Linked DNA regions of Homo sapiens: region 2 is linked to region 1. A link is a loop called in an ENCODE intact Hi-C map of the cell type or tissue named here. Cell type or tissue: endothelial cell of umbilical vein. All regions are shown on one strand. Each heading gives the region's core, and the rest is flanking DNA. Links, peaks and the distances in the headings are about the cores only.

The links. Hi-C counts contacts between places; a loop is a spot of excess contacts. Peaks named below come from ENCODE experiments on the same cell type or tissue, not always from the same donor. Only the 100,000 strongest peaks of a DNase experiment are listed, where the experiment ranks them.
Region 2: it touches region 1 in a loop (11-fold over the local background); 3 of 110 quality-filtered maps call a loop at or near these places.

The regions. Positions count from the first base shown.
Region 1 is chr7:84,634,150-84,643,555 of GRCh38, reverse strand. No RefSeq gene overlaps it. Among named protein-coding and RNA genes, the nearest start is that of LINC03017, 110 kb to the right of the region's middle. RefSeq lists enhancers at 5,084-5,857, 5,858-6,633. In endothelial cell of umbilical vein, for the core only: no CTCF peak of the experiment used is centred there; a DNase peak (open chromatin) is centred at 5,335; H3K27ac peaks cover 3,713 bases.
Region 2 is chr7:84,697,138-84,706,543 of GRCh38, reverse strand. No RefSeq gene overlaps it. Among named protein-coding and RNA genes, the nearest start is that of LINC03017, 170 kb to the right of the region's middle. RefSeq lists enhancers at 8,662-8,831, 9,083-9,252. In endothelial cell of umbilical vein, for the core only: no CTCF peak of the experiment used is centred there; DNase peaks (open chromatin) are centred at 4,503 and 4,883; H3K27ac peaks cover 3,884 bases.

The DNA.
Region 1 (9,406 bases), core at 505-8,504:
AGATACAAAAGTTTAGATACAAAAGGTAAATAATTGTTCTGGAGAAGATGCCGGTTGATAGGTAATGTCAAATATATGTGGTCTATATGCTCAGAAACAGATATTTTGGTATATGGTTGGAATCCATTCACAAGAAATTGCAAATGTTTTAGAGCCATCGAAATGCCCGAGGTTGAACTTACATTTAACAGTGAATCTCCAAAAGAAAAGGGTGGATAGTAAGGGCGATAATTTCTTTTCCCAGCTGAGTTCTGTATGTTTGAATGGCTAAACTATAACTGCAGTAAAGCGGCATAGCCTGTATATTCTGTAGAGCAACTACTGCTTTATAAACAGATGGTACCCACAAAATATGAAAAAGTAATCTGATCTGCTAATTATAAAAATTTGAACTGCTTAAGCATCTAATCTCTTCATAATTCTAAAATTAATATAAATATCTCATCAAATATAAAGATTATTTTTATAGTTACATAAAGGTAGTGTTGACTATTACCAGCTGTCTTATTGAGAACTCTGTAAAATTGCTAATAGTCTTACACATATCATATTTGTTCAATAGTTATTCTATTAACAGAAAATTCTGGCATTTTAAAAAGGCAAAATCAAAATTGCAATTTTGTTTGCATTTCCTTGTACCACTTTTTATTGAGTGGCTTTATTTCTGTTTAATGTTAATAACAGATGTGACTTTCACTTCTCCCATCATAGTGGGAATTTCCTTTCATGTGTCAGGTTGTTGTCAGGTTTTCATCACTGTTATCTCCTTCAGTATTCCCCGCAGATGGGTACTACCGACTGTATTCGCTGAAAAGCATTCAATCTGATTGTTTTAATATAGACAATTTTTTAACATTTTAATTTTAAAGTGAATTATGTTTTCAGATTTGCAGTATGCCTGCTGGGTGAGTTAAGGTGTATCAGGAAATTTTTGTGTTTCAGGATCCAGTGCTGTAAAATAGTCAGTGGTATTGATTTGTTCACTGGAAAATGTGATACATCTGTGTAAAATATTATTCAATTGATTTGTTATGTGAAAAGGTGCATCTCTCCATGAAAAACTCTTCCTTAGGGAAATGAAAGATTCCATGGTTGTGAGATATTTTCCTAGTAGTATCTTAAACACAACTTTAAGTGTGTGCATTCTCTTGTTCCCATTACATTCTGTGAATGTTTCTTAAATATTGTGATTATTAAAATATTTATTGTTTTGTTTAATAAGAAGAAAATAAGAAATTAAAACAAGATATGGTTTCAATTTTCAAGACAGTCATAAGAGAAGATGATAAAACGTGATGCAGATAGGAAATGATTATAAAAAGTGTAAATTGTTTTGTTTATTGGATTGATTCTAGGGCAATGTACAGTATGCCTCATTAAAACTCATTTAAAGTGATTGATAGAATTATATAGTGTTATGATGATATAGGTAAAATGGCTTAGCTATTAAGGGTAGAATCATATATTGAAGCCAGGATTAGAGTTGTATACTTGTCATAAACTGGGTATGGAGCTTCTTAGGAGACAAAACCAAGAAGGGAGTATAATAGGCATTAAAGTAAACGTTAAAAGAGGTAAAATAGTGATATAACACAAATACAAAATGAATATGTATTAGGGAATTTTTTTCAACTTATATTACAAGAGGATATTAGTAAGATATTAAAATTAGCTCAATGAGCTAAAGGTCATTTGAGAAATATATATATATATATTTATACACACACACATAAAAATAGAAATTGATATGATTAAATATAATTTAATATTGTAAGTCTCTTGTGTTAGAGACAAAACTGTTTAATAACCTATGGATATTAAACTTTTGATATTATCTGTGCTACCAGGCAGAAATAATTTAATTTCTACTGAACAAAAATTAGCAAATTTTACACAATATGCAATCTTTAATTTTGAACAAAGATTTGAACTAAATACATTTCCCTAGAAAAATCCCTTAGTGTCTTCAATACTACTTAGGATTGAAATAATATATGGATTATGATTGGACTTACTTTTCAGCTTTGTTAACTTTTTGTAATATAAGTTATAATAACTAACATTTATTGAGTCCTAACCATGTGTCTGGCACTTGATTAATTTATTTACAGATGTAGATTTACTTACTGTTAGTTTGTTATTTACAAGTGTTAATTTACTTACTCTTTAAAATTACCTTAATTATCTTATTATAATTATTCACCTTCAGATTTTTTTCTGATGAAGAAGTTGAGGCAGAGAAAGTTTCAATAACTTCTAAAATTACAGAGTAGTAAGTGTTAAAGCAGGGATTCAGGTGCAGACAGTCTGCTTTTAGAGCCAGGCCCCTTAATCCCTATGATTTACTGCCAACTGCACAAAAAGAATAGTTTTGTTCTTATTTTGTTTTGTTTTGTGTTTGTTTGTTTTAACCTATCGTGTAGGGGGAAAAGGACACAGTGGATGATAGTTGATAATCAATTTTCGCATCTTTCCATGTGGAATTATATATAACTGTTTTGCACAAGCAATACTTGGTGTAAAATACAGGTATACCACCCAAGTATAGTTTAATAAAATCAATCTTTAGGGGATGAAAACAATGTTGATTAAGCATACAGTTCTCCAAAGTCTTAGTTCAGAAATTGTAAACCCACATGCCTGTTAGAGGCCAGGCAGGTTAGATAATGGGTCTTATGGGCTAAGAGGATAGGAGAAAACTGTAGAAAACTGGAGGGCCATTCTCAGCTTAATCTTGGCATTGTCTTGTAGAAATGTGATTGTCAGGCAGCCGGATTTTGTTTTTCAGAGAAGCCTTAATTTTAATGTGAAATCTTCCACTTTTATGCACACACACATACATACATATACACATGGGAATGAAAAGAACTCATAAGAAAACTTTTCTTAGGCTTATGAATAGACTGCATATTCTTTATGCAAACTTCCACAAATGTTTTATCTTACAAATATGCTTTTGATAAGAATTTGGTATCCAAAATATGGGCTATATGCTTTAGTAAAAACTTAGAGAATAAATACTATGTTGCAGATCATTCTTGATCTGCTGGTAAAGTTGATAGATTCTTAAGTAAATTAAGGTATTAAAACAAAACTCAGATTAAAACAAAACAAAACAAGCAAAACAAAAAAGGCAGTCAAAGGAGCACTTTACAAGGTATTACCAAGATCTTCCTCCAAATAAAGATCAAGAATTTTATCAAAAATGAACAAATAAATAATAGAGACTTTTAAATCTTCTCACAGCATTTGGCTGAATTAATGATATTCTAATAATTGCAGAGAGCTTATTATTAATATCTCAACATGCATAAAATGCATTGCACACATAAAATGCCTAATGTTTAGCAAATCAACTTTTAATATAAATAAACTTCAACATGTACTACCAGATAGTAAGAACAAAAACAACAAAACGGCAAACTTCACCTGCCACATTGTATTGTTTAATATAAACCACGTTGAAAACTTATACCAATAAAAGTTAGTTGTAGTTAAGACTTTTCTTTTGGAGAATATACATTTACATATATCAACCAAATATACCAATATTCTTTAAAATCGTTTATTTATAAAATGGGGATAACAATACATATTTCATTGGATTTGTGAGAATTAAATGACATTTAATATGTAAAGTAAGAGAAGTAAGGGACATTTAGTAGGTACTAAATTAAGGTATACTATTTTCCTGCTCCACTGCTAACCACTCACTAGACCCCAACAAACATGCCTCATCAGATGTGGAATCAGAAGCAACATTTATTTTACAGTGATATGTCTCGTTTGTTCTTTTAATTTCTTATCTACTCTCTAACCCACTAGCTTACTTGATGTCTGATTTCTTTGAATTTGATTATTTGTGTGCTTTGATTTCTAGTACCTATAGACTCCTTTAATCCTCACTGCTCTTATTTCATCTTGAATCCAATTTCTCAATACAACCTTCATAAATATCAGGTAATAATAATGTTTCAATAAGTTAACAAGAAAGAATTTTTTTAAATACATGAACATATTAATGTATTGAGCACATTGCTAACTGAAACATGAGAGAAGATTGAAACACATATGTAGCACTCATTGCCTTCAAGAATCACAGTGTTAGGATATAAACCTGGAAATATTTTAGGGGAGACTATAAACTTTACCACTTTGAAGGTAGCTGTATTTAAAAACAAATATATGTACATAGATGAACAAAACTCAAGTAAATAGCAATAACGGTTGCATATGGTAAGATACTAAATATTAATAACATAGCACATATTATGATGTGACAGGAGTGCAAGAGAAGAAAGACTAAACCAGAGTAGAGCATGAGAAAGGGATTTGTGGATGAAAGTTTGACTTAAGACATAAAAGTAAATTTTTGACTATGAAGAAAAGGTGAAATGTACCAAGTGATAAAGAACACTGAACAACAAACCAAGATAAGAATAAATATGGTAACTGCACTAAAAGTGGGTGATAATTTTGACTGATGAATAGCATTCTTTTATTCATTGAGGCAGTTAACAAATATTTAATGCATGTGCACCATGTGAGACTTTTTTCTAAGGTCTAGATGCACATTAGGAAAAAGAAATAAACTTCCTTTCTATTATAAATGAAAAGTAAGAAAAGGCAATTAGTGAGAAATATTTGTGGATATACAACACTAAGGCTTTAAGTAAGCCTGTTTTTTTATTTTTTTTTCAAGCTCCTCTGCACATGCTGTTTGTTCCCTCTGTTTAGAATGCTAGCCTTCTTATCTTTACTGCCTACCTTGCTAGTTTATTGCTACCATTTTTAAAACCTCCCTATGATAAGCCTTCTGTGGCATCCCAAATTCAGTTAGATTCTCCTGTCTTTTCAACACTATTTGATTGTTCTTTCTTAAGACATTTCACATTTCTTATTTTACATAGTGTATGTGAATATTTTTATATTTTTCTCTTACTGAACTGTGGGTTTTGTGAGGGTGAGAACAATGTCTGCTTTGCTTCCTGATGCCTACTAATGTAAGATATCATTACATTAATCTTAATGCATTTTAAAAGCTCAGATGTTTTATAATGGGTAAAAAGTAGTTATCATAAGCTCTTTAATTAAAAACACTCAACTATTCTAGGCCCAGAAAATTATATTTTAGGCCAAAAGTAATTGTAATTATGTTAGTAAAACCACTCCTGATAATTTTTCAGAATTTATGATTAATGAGAAATAAGCAGAGAAGTAAATATCTTAATTTTCAAACAGAGGAAATGAGTAAAGCTCAAAACTACATAGCTCACCAAGGAATTTTTGACTGGTTTCTTAGCACATGACACAGTTAGGCTTAGGAATGTTGAGAATGCTGGCAGTCAGCATGAATTTACTAGAAGCTAGTCATGTCAAACAAGTGTCATTTCCTTTTTTTATTTTTAACTGTATTATTAGATTCCTAGATCAAATGATTGCTGAAGACATAGGCCATAGTAGTTGTCAAAAATGTCTCCTTGTACTTTATGAATAAGGGAAATAAATGCTTCTAGGTGATAGAAGAACTGAATGGTTAGATAATCTTAAGAATATATATGAGTGGATTCCAAACTAAATGAAATGAAAGAAGTTCTTTAAGAAAACAGATATAACTCCTGTAATTCTAGCCACAAGAGAGCCCTTTGTTCCTCTCAGGTCCTGAGACTAACATAGAAAGCCATCTAGAAACCATGCAGTGGTGTTGCTCCAGGAATGTGGGGGTCACACCGTGTCTCACATACTTCAAGCCCTAAGCAGATACAGCAAGGTACCATTTTGAGAGCCCAGTCCTCACCAGACTGCATCCAGTCCTGGGGGCCCAGCCCAGCCCTGGAGCCCCACTGATATCCCACACACACATACAGCCTGGAGGCACTGCTGGCTGCTGCAAACAGGCCCAAGATGTGAGCCATTGGCAATGACCTTCCTACCCCCAGGAGCAGAGCCACAGTGCACTGCTGTTGCCCCTCACCCCTACTCGAGTATTCTACTGAGGTCCTAGAGATCACCCTGTTCCTACCTACTACAGCCAACACCCCCACACACCACTAAAGGACCAGAGAACAGGCCTGCTTGGCCCAGCTCCATACTTCATCCTAGTGGCCAAACATGTCATCCAAGGACTTGGGGATCCCCTGCTTTATCCACCACCATTGGCACCAGAGCTCTCCTTCTGGAGGCATGAAGATAGGCCCACTTAACCTGCCACTATCATCACAGCTGGCACCCACCCACCCATTCCATGAGTGGGCATGGGGATTGGCCCATCCAGCTGATTGAGCCACTGTCAAGACCAAAGCAGACCACTTGGGGAGCCAGAGGATTGTTTTGCCACTGCTACTTCCATCATCCACGTCATGCTGAAGTCCAGGGACCCAAGAGCCCACCCACCTGGATGGCCTAGTGCTGCCACTGCTGGCACCCAAGAAAGCCACCTGGAGGCCCAGGAATCTGTCTTCCTGAACATGCCAACCATGGTGCCAGCATATGCCACTTTGGGGCCCAAGGACAAAAATGCTTGTCCTGCTGTTGCCCCCACTGCGGCCCGAGGACTGGCTTACCAGACATGCATGTCCCCATCAAAACTGTACTGTAGCATCCACTAACAAATGCAGCCTAAGCCACTGAAGAAATCACAGACACTAATGACACTGTTTACAACTGAAGAAATCATACGAAGTCTACACTACTACATGCATCTAGAATCAAAGCTAAAGTGGCCTACCCAAACAACATCATAAGTACACCTTCAGGAAAAAGTCCACTAAATGAAAGCAAATTCAAAAAACTGGAAGAAGTGACTGTTATATCAGATGGAAGCATATCATTGTAAATACATAAGAAACATGAAAAACCAAGAAAATATATGACACCTTCAAAGGAAGACAATAATTCTCCAACAATAGATTCCAATGAAAAAAAAATTATAAATCCCAGATAAAAAATTCAAAATAGAGATATTAAATAAGCTCAGAAAGCTCTGAAAAACAATACAAAGGAACCAGAAAAAACTATCCAGGATATGAGTGAGTAATTTACCAAAGATATAGATATCATTAAAAAAGAACCAAACAAAAATTCTGAGACTGAATAATTCATTGAATAAATAAAAAATACATTCAAATGTTTAAACAATAGACTAGATCAAGCAGAAGAAGGAATTTCCAAAGTTGAAGGCAAGTCATATGAAATAATACAGTCAGACAAAAAAAAAATTAAAAAAAAAAAATGAACAAAGCTTTTGTGACATATGGGACACCATAAAGTAATCATGTATGCAAATTTTGGGGGACCAGGTGTGGTGGCTCATGCTTGTAATCCCAGCACTTTGGGAGGCCAAGGCAGGCAGATCACCTGAGGTCAGGAGTTTGAGACCGGCCTGGCCAATGTGGTGAAACTACACAAAATACAAAACTAGCTTGGGCATGGTTGTGCACACCTGTTATCCCAGATACTCAGGAGACTGAGGCAGGAGAATCACTTGAACCCAGGAGGCAAAGGTTGCTGTGAACCGAGATCACACCACTGTACTCCAGCCTGTGTGACAGAATGATGCTCCATTAAAAAAAAAAGGGCATCCAAGAAGGTCATAAGAAAATGAAATGATAAAAAACCTATTTAACAAAATAATAGCTGAAACCTTTTCAAGTCTAGCAAAAGATTTAGACTTCCACAGAAAAGAAGCTCAATGATCCTTAAACAGATATAATGCAAAAATATCTTCTTCATGGCACATTATAGTTAAGCTATCAAAATCAAAGACAAGGACAGATTTCTGAAAATAGCAAGAAAAAAGTGTCTAATCACTTATAAGGCAACCCCCGTCAGACTAACACCAGATTTCTCAGCAGAAAACTTAGAGGTCAGGAGAAAATTGAATGATACATTTAACGTGCTAGGAAAAAAAATTGTTAGTCAGAGATGCTGTACCCAGAAATATTATGCTCATAAAGGAAGAGAAGTTAAGTCTCCCACAGACAAGCAAAAGCTGAGGGAATTCATCACACCTAGACTAGCCCCCAAAAAATTCTTAAGGACATTCTACATTTATAAGTGTAAAAAACAATATCTACCATTATAAAAAGACACAAAAATATAATATGCACTGGTAAAGCAAATACACAAATGAGAAACAAAGTATGCAAATGTTATCTCTACCAAAAATTACCAAATCACAATGGTAAACAATAAGAAAGATAGGAACGAAGGATATACAAAAAAATCAGTAATCAGTTAACAAAATGACAGGCATAAGCCTCACATATCAGTAATAATCTCAAATGTAAACAAATTAAATTTTCCACTTAAAAGATACAGTCCAGCTGGTGGATTTTTTTAAAGTCCCAAATATATGCTGCCTACAAGAAAATCATCTCCCCTAAAAAGATGCATATGGACTGAAAATAATAATACCTAAGAATAAATTTAACCAATGATGTAAAATACCTCTACCAAAAATAATAATAATAATACAAAACTCTGATGAAAGACACTGAAGAGAAAACAAACAAATGGAAAAACATTCCATGTTTATGACTCAGATGAATTAACATAGTTACAATGACCATACTACCCAAAGCAATCTATACATTCAGTGCAGTCTATAGATTTAGTACAATCTCTATCAAAATATCAATGTCATTTTTCACAAAAATAGAAAAAATAATCTTAAAATTCACATAAAATCCAAAAAGAGCCCAAATAGCCAAAGCAGTCCTAGGCATAAAGAACAAATCTGAAGCCATCACACTAACTGACCTCAAAATATATTACAAGGTTATAGTAACCAAAATGGCATGGTATTGCTATAAAAACAGACACAGGGACCAATAGAACAGAATAGAAAACTCAGACATAAATCCATGTATTTACACCAACTGCTTTTTGACAAAAGTGCCAAGAACATGCATCAGGGAATGACCTCTTCAATAAATGATGCTGGGGAAATTGGATATTCATATGCAGAAGAATGAAACTGGATGCCTATCACTAAGCAAATAAAAAACCTATTTCAATATGGATTAAAGGCTTAAATAAAATACCTGTAACTATAAAAATATTAGAAAAAAATGTAGGGGAACACTTCAGTATATTTGCCTAAGCTAACACATCAAAAGCATAGACAACAAAGACAAAAATATAAAAATGTGACTATATTAAACTTAAAAGCTTTTGTGCAGCAAAGAAAACAATCAACAGAGTGAAGAGATGACTCGCAGAATGGCAGAAAATATTTTCAAACTATCTGACATGGAACTAATATCCAGAATATATAAGGAACTCAAACAATTCAACAGAAAAAAAAAAATCCCATGAAAAATTGGGCAAAGGACATGAATAGACATTTTCCAAAAGAAGACATACAAATGGCCAAGTATATAAAAAAAGTTCAGTGTCACTAATC
Region 2 (9,406 bases), core at 636-8,635, 63 kb before region 1:
CAAATCAAAACCACAATGAGATACCATCTCACACCAGTCAGAATGGCAATCATTAAAAAGTCAGGAAACAACAGGTGCTGGAGAGGATGTGGAGAAATAGGAGCACTTGAAGTTTCTTTTTTGACTTCATTTTATAAAATAGTTCTCATATTTCCTCATCCTTTTGGCATCAGAAGACATAGGGAAAATGGCCAGGTAGGTTATAATTTAAGCCTATAAATTTAAAAACTTATTTATATTGCAGAAATATAGAAAGGTAGTTGGAGGTCTGAAATAAAACATTGAAAATGTAAGAGAAATAATTCATAAGAAATGATGAGCCGAATGTCTTATATGAGAAAAAGACATGTAGAAAATTTCATACATTTTTCATGAACTCACCAAGAGGACTTGATTGTGAAAATGCCATCCACACCATCAATTCTTCTTCACCTATATATAAAACATGATTGACTTTCATAAATTTAGTTTTCCCAATTATATTCTCAAGTTTCCTGTTTTTAATTTTTTTTTTTTTTTTTTTTTTTTTTTTGAGATAGGGTCTCACTCTCTCAGGCTGGAGTGCAGTGGCATGATCATGACTCACTACAGACTTGAACTCCTGGGCTCAAGTGATCCTGCCACCTCAGTCTCCTGGGTAGCTGGGATTACAGGTGTGAATCATCATGCTTGGGTAATTTTTAAATTTGTTTTTTATAGAAACAGGGTTTCACCATATTGGCCAGGCTGGTCTCAAACTCCTGGCGCCAAGTGATCCTCCCACTTTGGTCTCTCAAAATGTTGGAATTACAGGGATGAGACACCATGTTTCATTCAAGTTTTATTCTCCAAATATTTGTCATTTATCAATCTTTTGCCTCTCAGATCTAAACCCACCCTTCATTGCTTGCTCTATGAAAACACAGGTAATCCATTTAAACTTGTTTTTTTTTTTTTTTCACCAGCTATGCTCTGCTATGCTTTGTCAGTAGAGGATGCTTAAGAGAAATGGCAGGAGGAACGAGTTTTTCTTCCTGGTTCTGGGTTGTTTCATTGGATAGTTCTTGCATACAAGTTCCCAGCAACCAGCTCCTGTAGTGCAGATGGCTTCCCCAGTACTCAGCTCCTACAGAACATGGTGTCTGAAACCCCTCTAGTAGTCAGTAGCTTCGTACTGGAGCCTCCCCAGTATAGCACTTACTTATGAATGGCTTTTTCTGGCATGCTAAAAGGCAGCTCTCTAACAAGTTCTGCCAGTATGCCTGGTACCACAGCAATTTCTCTGTCCTTTAGTGATCACAGCAATGCCCTCTATAACAAAGTTCAGATCTCAGCCCTGACAGGGCAGGGTTCTCTTTTGCCCTGCCTTAAATACAAAAGTAATGCCTTCTCCTTTACAGCTGCTATTCCAGTATTCATTAGAGTTGTCTTTAACTCTTACTAATCTCTTCATTATTCATATATCCTGTTATAATAACTAATTCAGTATATTAGCTTTTTCCCATTCAAGTTACAGTGAGGTTTCTCTGTCTTAATTGGATCCTGATTTACACAGTGGCAGCGGTTGCCTAAAAGCCAGGCTAGTGTTGCATTTCATCTCTTTGATTTCTGCGCTAGCCAGAGAAGTGTTAATCTATTGTATTCATCTACTGACAGGTAGTGAGTTGAATAGTGTCTCCTTGAAAAGATATGTTCATGACCTCACTCCTAGAGTCTGTGAAGACCTTACTGGGGTCGGGGGTGGGGGGGTCTTTACAGATACAATTAACTTAGTGATATCAAATTAAATCATACTGGATTACCTGGGTGTTCCCTAAAACCAATGACAGCTATTCTTATGAGAATGAAGCAGAGGGAGATTAGACAGACAGAAAAGGAGGACACACGGGGAAGAAGGCTATGCTAAGACCAAGGCAGAGATCCGAGTCATGAAAAGCCAAGCCAAGGAGCACTTGGAGACACTAGAAGCTGGAAGAGGCAGGGAAGGATTCTCCTCTAATGCCTCTGGAGGGAGCATGGCCCTGCTGACAACATGATTTCAGACTTTTGGACAGATAATACCTTTCTGTTGTTTAAGACATTGTGTTTGTGGTAATTCGTTAAGCCAGGCCAAGGAAACTAACACAGACGAAACCAGAATCCCAATGAATTTGACAACATTAATGATATATTATCTAAATTCTAACTCAATACAGATAGATAACAAATGTATTTTCTTCTACCAATTGAAAATGAATTTCATGACTGCTGTTCTTTATTAAACATTCTATGTAATAATAACTAATAAATATGATAGCAATGGAATAAACTATGATAAAATTCATATTAAATATTAAAGCCAATCAAAAATGTAATGAATAATTATGATTGATGACAATGCCATTGATGATACTTATTACCTGTACTCAGTAACTGGTATGTTTTTAACCTTATATATTCCATATATAAGCTTCTTCAGAATTTTTTTTCTTTAAGTGCTATAGAATAATTTTAATTGGTAATCAAATAATACTGATACCACTAAAAATTTGAAAAGCCATAATGATAATAGTTACACTGCTGAACACTGTCTTTATAATTGTATATTTAATATTTAAACTCAAAAGGAAACCTAACAATATTAATGCATTTTATATTCATTTACCAAGAAAGGCAAGTGAAAAAATTTGAATTATTTGTAGATAATTCTCTTTCTAATAATTCCAATTTCATAGGCATTTCAGATCTAATTTCCATATTTTGTTCCTCAGAAAATTACAATATACTTAGAGCACAAAATTTATCATTTCAATAAGAAAGAAAGTTTATAATAAAGTTCTTAAGTGGGGTCCATATATTCTTGTATAAAATTGTAACAGCAAATAGAGTAGGAGCTAACCTCCTTCTAAGAATTAAAACATGGAGAAGAAAATTTACAAATTAGCCAAGTCTTAAGAACACATAACTGTGTTTTTATTGTACTTGTTATTTTCTATGTAAATAAAGAAGAGGTTTAAAACTAAAAATAATAATAATGAAGGTAGTATACTCTTAAATCCACCATGGAAATTAATACCTTTATTTCTTAATTATACCTACTTTGGGATCAGCCTAAATCCTTCCAGGTTTGAGATTTCTTATGAAGCGCAGTCTAATTTCAGCCTTCTGAAAGAATTCAGTGGGTTAGCTTTCAAGAACAAAAGGAAAAATAATTTATCTAATTATTGGAAATTCCAAGAAGAGAAAATGTCTTATGCCAAGCCTAAAATATTTATATTTTCTTGAATTAATTTATAGCTAGCAAACTCTGTCTTCCGAGTTCTCAAAAATAAATGTAGACTTAAAAATCTACTTAATTTTGTATGCTCTTTAAAACAACATTTTGATGAGTTAAATGTAAATGAATCAGAAACATATGGATAAACTCTCTTTAAAGTATTTATAGCTATAAATATATGCATAAAAGAGGAAACTAAATACTTTGCAAAATATAGTTTGGGCTTGCCACACAATCATTTGATAATTACTTGAGTTATTTATCATCAGTGAACAGGACTGCTTCCTCCTTCCAGAATTGCTTTGAATGTGGTGAAAATATTTTGTGGAAATTAGTAGAACCTATTAGAGGAAATCCTTAGTTCCCTCTGCCTAGATTGATAACATTTCAAATGAACCAACAATATTTAGCCATAAATAATTATCACACATATGGGAAATTAATTGTATTTTTTTATCTTAATTATCCACTTCAGTAATCATTAAAGTTATATATGATAATATTGCAGCAATAACATTTGGAATATAGAAAAGTATATCAACAAGATTGAGGGTAAATGTTGATATTTCTCTAAGAGGGGATAAAAATCATTATAATTTGGAGGAATGAAAACACATAATTGCTATTAAGCACTTTATACAATTGTATAAAGAGTCAAAAATTTACATTTTATTAGTCTACAGTATATTTATATTCTATTAAATAATTATTAATTTTTGTTTTTTTCAAATCTACCTACATTTGGATGTTTGAAGACCTTAGCACAGCATAATGTTACTAAGTGGTAGATACTTAGACATGTAAACCATTATTAATATTTGTTCATTGTAATGGTTAATTTTGGGTGTCAATTTGACTGAATTAAGGGATAAGCAGGTAGCTGGTGAAGCATTATTTATTCTCAATAATTGCATTAATTATTCTCCATGCCTCAGTAGGCACTGAACCTGTGCCTCTCTGTTGAAAAGGAAACCCAGGTGACTTGGCATTTGATTAAAATAATTAGGTTGCCCCAAGTATGTCTATGAGGGTGTTTCTGGAGGAAACTGGCACTTAAGCCTGGCTGAGTAGGATCCACCCTCAGTCTGGGCAGGCACTAAGCAATCAAGTCTGGATGAACAAAAGGGCAAATGAAGGGTGAGTTATTGCTCTGTTTCTTTTGAAGCTGGGACCCATTTCTTCTGCCCTCGGATATCAGATTTCCAGATTGTTTGGCTTTTGGACTCTGGGACTTTGACCAGCAGCCTCCATGCCCTAGGACTTGAGGACTTGGTCTGAGTCATGCTACTGGCTTCCCTGGTTCTCAGCTGTAAATGACGTGTTACGAGACTTAATCTCCGTAATCAAGTGAACTAGTTCCCTTAAGAATTTCCTTCTCATATATTTATTTTTCTCTCCCTACATGTATGTATATTATTGTTTCTGTCTTTCTAAAGAACCTTGACTAAAACATTAATGAAAGGTACATTTCTCTGCCTCACAGTTTTTACTTTTTGGTTCATACATTACAAAATCCTACCTTTAGATTTAATTAATATGGCTTTTTTTTTTTCAAATTTCTTGAACATATTTCATCACATATTAGTTAAAAGGAAGTTTTTATTTTGGGGGGGTATAATCTGCTTTATGAGCCATACAAATTAGCGTGTCATGAGTCATACTTTCCACCAAGCATTTCAAGTGTGAAGAGGCATCCAAATTCAACACAGAACTGTTGCCATGGTATACGTTTCCCGTCTTCTTCCTTGGTCTACATAGGATTCAACTACTCAGGCATTTTTAGGACATTAATTGAAGGGGATAACAATAATACCTCTATCAATCCTTAAACACTCGCTTTTGGCCGGGCACTGTGCTGTCTGCTTTATGTTTTTGTTTATGGTAATTACATTTTCTTATTTCTTATTTCATTAAACAATTCTAATATTTCCTTACACTGTAAAGATAGACTGACACAAAATCATAAACATTCCTGGATATAAATTTTAATCAAAATTCAAAGTGTTTCTTGTTCAGTGGTTTCTGTCTAAATTTTTGGATAATCACACTAGAGTTCAATATGTTTCCTATATAATCTGACAATAGTGCTTATGTCTCTGTCCTCACACAGCTGCACTGTGATTCAGACAACCTGAGTCACAGACCCTCTATGAAAATTATTGTTTATGAAATACAAAATTTAAAAAACAGTGATGAACAAATTATTGAATAAAAAAGGTGTGAATTCATAAACATCAAAGACACAATTGCTTTCAATTTAAGGCTTTGTTCAGAGTCATGTTTCAAGAAAGACATAGTTTCCAAAATATCCAGTTTTAGTTATGAATCATATAATCAAAAATGCATGATGTTGGTCAAAGCATATAAAGTTTCAATTATGCAGTATGAATAAATTCTGGAGATGTAATGTATAGCATGGTGACTATAGCTAATAGTAGTGTATTTTTTACTTGGGGATTTGCCGAGAGAGTAGGTCTAAAATGTTCTCAGCTAAAAAATTAAAAAGTAACTATGTGAGGTGATGGATATGTTAATTAGCTTGATTGTGGTATTCATTTCGCAATGTACACTTATATCAAAACATCACATTGTATACCTTAAATATTTACAATTTTGACTTGTCAGTCATACTTTAACAAAGCTGGAAAAATGTATGGTGCTCTACACCTCTACACTGTGATGAAAACATGTTTCAAAAATCAATAATTGTGCTTATTAACATATTGGAAAGTAATGGTTGATGATCGTCTATTTGCTCATCCTCCAGGTATAATTGAAAGTCAATAAATCCAGTAATCTCAAGGTCTTTTAAAATTCTGAGGTTTTTTTTTTAAGGCTTACACTGATTGAACAGTTATTGCATTTTTATATTCTATCTTCCAAATAAATGGGTGAATTGATTCTGTTTAGAAGATAATCCCTTTATCTTTTACTTCAATCACCTTAGAAAATGAAAGAAATAAGAAAACAAGGACTGCAAACTAACATCCTCTTGGTATTTTAAAATCAGAAAAGTATTATGTTGTACTACAAAGAAGGTACCCAATGATATACTGTATTCTTGAAAAATAATAAGACAGTGGATACTAAGTGTCCTCACCACAAAATGATAATTATGTAAGGTAATGCATATGTTAATTAGCTAGATTTAGCTATTCCACAATGCATATATACTTCAGAACATTATGCTCTACAAAATGAGTACAATTTTATCTGTCAATATAAATGAATAAATTTGAACATTCTAAAAAAAAGTTACACAATGACTAATGAAAATGAGGTAATATAATCTTCCATGTCGTTCCTATGCCATTAATTTTAGTTTTGTTTGTTTGTTTGTTTATTTTTTTAATAGACAGAGTGTTGCTCTGTTTCCCAGGCTGGAGTACAGTGGTATGATTAGTGGCTTTTTTACTTATTTTTTGTAGAGACTGAGTCTCACTTTCTTGTCCAGGCTGGTCTCCAACTCCTGGCCTCAAGTGATCCTTTCACCTCAGACTCCCAAAGTGCTGGGATTGCAGGCATGAGCCTCTGCACCCAGCCCCATCAATTTGAAGAATGTAGGATATGGCTCAGTAGTTGTGATTTAACTTGGGCAGATTTTGTGAAGATAGGAACTTTACAGGTAAAACTATATCTGTTTTCCTTCAGTGAATTGACTTTTTAAAGCCATCTATTATTCAGTAAATCAATACATAAGTAAATAAAAACTATTTATAGCTATACAAAATAGTTATGTTATTGAATCACATTGTTAATTATAGCAATAATTACCCATTCATCCAACAATTTTCAGAGCTGACCATATTTAATTCTTGAATGTAATCTTTCATCTCTGAGGTACATATAATTTTCACATTATTGTAAAAAATAAATTCTGGGAGAAGAAACAGCATGCTGCTTGTCAGGGCCAGGTCTCTTCTATTAAATAATAAATACATTATCTATTTTAAATGATTTATTTAGTAAATTTTATTTAGCTTTTTATTAGGAGTTTTAAAGTAATCTATAAAATAGGTTAAAATCTTAGAAAAATTTGCTTGATTTTGATTTTTTTCCTTTGGTTTAGTAATTAGTGAGTTTGCTTATAATATAAAAGGCTTTTCCTTATGTCATATGTAACCCTAGATAGCAAAGGTTCTGTGGTTTACCAGGGCAATTTTATGCAGTCTTTGTTGATTTTATTACATTCATTTTTTTTAAGAGAACAAATATTCCTCCTTCATTTATAAAATAGCTAATTTCTTTACAATCCTGATAACTTATGTGTTTATTTTAAACTATTTTATTTTCATTTACTTAAATACATAACAAGCATTGTTTTTCTGGCACTTGATATTTTATCTTTATTGAGTTTAAATACACTCTGAAAACTTCATTTTGCCTTCCAAAATTGGATCCTAAATTTTTTAAAAGTAAAATAAAATTTTAAATATATGTTTCATGCTTAAAACAGGAAAATCATAAAGTATTTTATTCTTTCATATTATAGAAAGAGACATAGTTGAAATAATTAGGGTGTTTGATATATTATCATTTTAAGGGTTTCCATGGAAGAGTTCCCAAATATGAAGACAGTCAGCCTGCTTTAGGTTAAGTTTACATAGGTAAAATATTATTAATAAATATTTTTGGCTTTAGGTCAAATGTATATAGGTAAAATATTGTTACTATGAATACTTTTGAAATTGTATGTTTTTTGAGAACTTTCTAGAGATATTTAAATGCCCATGCACTCCATCATGTGTATTTATCCACAGATAACACACTGATCAAAACTAAGTCCAAGATAGTCCGTTGTTTTCCTGTATTTATTAGAGTCCTGGCAGTGCTTTGTTAAATTATATTAGAAATAATAGTACAGTGTTATCAATCAAAATGTCAGTTATACAAAATATTTACTAACCACAACTCAACTTCTTCCATTTGAATTTTGCACCTTCTAGGTCACTGGGGATGTGCATCAGACTTACCCATGAAGTTTTATAAAAATACAGGTAGCTAGGCCTACTCTAGCCTTACTGAGTCTCTCTCTGATACTCTTGATATATTTAAAAGTTATGTTTCAGAATATTTCATATCTCAATATATAGTTTTTCCATCAAAGTTATACTCATCAATTTTAATACATCAGATATAAAATTCAATGAGGTCTTTGAAAATATACTTGATCATTATTCTTAGAGACACTTTGTCTAATTTTTTTTGGAATGGCTTTAGTATCTTTGTTGTGCATGCCACAGAAGAAAACAAATTTTCTTGTTGATTGCATTATTCTTATTATGATCGCTCATCAGGCATTCCATATTTTAAAATTAACAGTAATAAATTAGTATAGTCATTAAATTCTTGTTATCTACAGATGGTTTTAATTTAACTCTGATACTTGCCTGAAAGTTCTGTATATATGCTACACAACAGTTTGTGTCTCTCACAAAAAAAAAAAAAAATGACAGTGTCAGATCCTCATGGGAAGGGACTATAGTAGGTGATTTAAACTTTGGTACTATAAAAGTATGTGTTTAGGTATAAGCTTCAGTGGGTCTCCGTGGGTACAGGTTTCTGAGCTTGCAACACTTAGATGACTTTCACATTACGCCAGTGGACTGAGTCAGAATTTCAAGGCTCCTTTTTATCTAGAAGCAGACAGCTTTTATAAAAACAAACTATTGAACCAAGATGATTCAGAACAAGAATTAATTACATAGTATGAATTAACTCATAAATGGAATTTATTATAGTTAGTTCCTTGTAGCCATGTTGACTTTGATTTAGTGTTCTATTTTCTGGTTCTATGAAAAATAATTTTGTCTGCCTTATCACACTTTTATTAACAATTCAGAAGCTCTGTTTTTGTAAAATAAAACATTTTAAATAATATCAGATTCTCACTGATTCCCACACAATTCAGAAACTCTAAGTTTTGTTACTTTTCATGGCAATTAGGTTAATGAGAATCTATTCTCCTTTTAGTCAGGATGTTTTCTGAGCAAACTGATGAGTATAATGCCCATTTATTTAAAAGGGTCTGACTCTGATGTCACCAAGATAGTGGAATAGAATATACCAGCCTCATCCCCCTGCAAGCAAATACATACAGCAATTCACAAAACAGAATATCTCAAAGAGGGCTCAAAGGTCCGTAAGGAATCTGAAACAACACAATAGAGC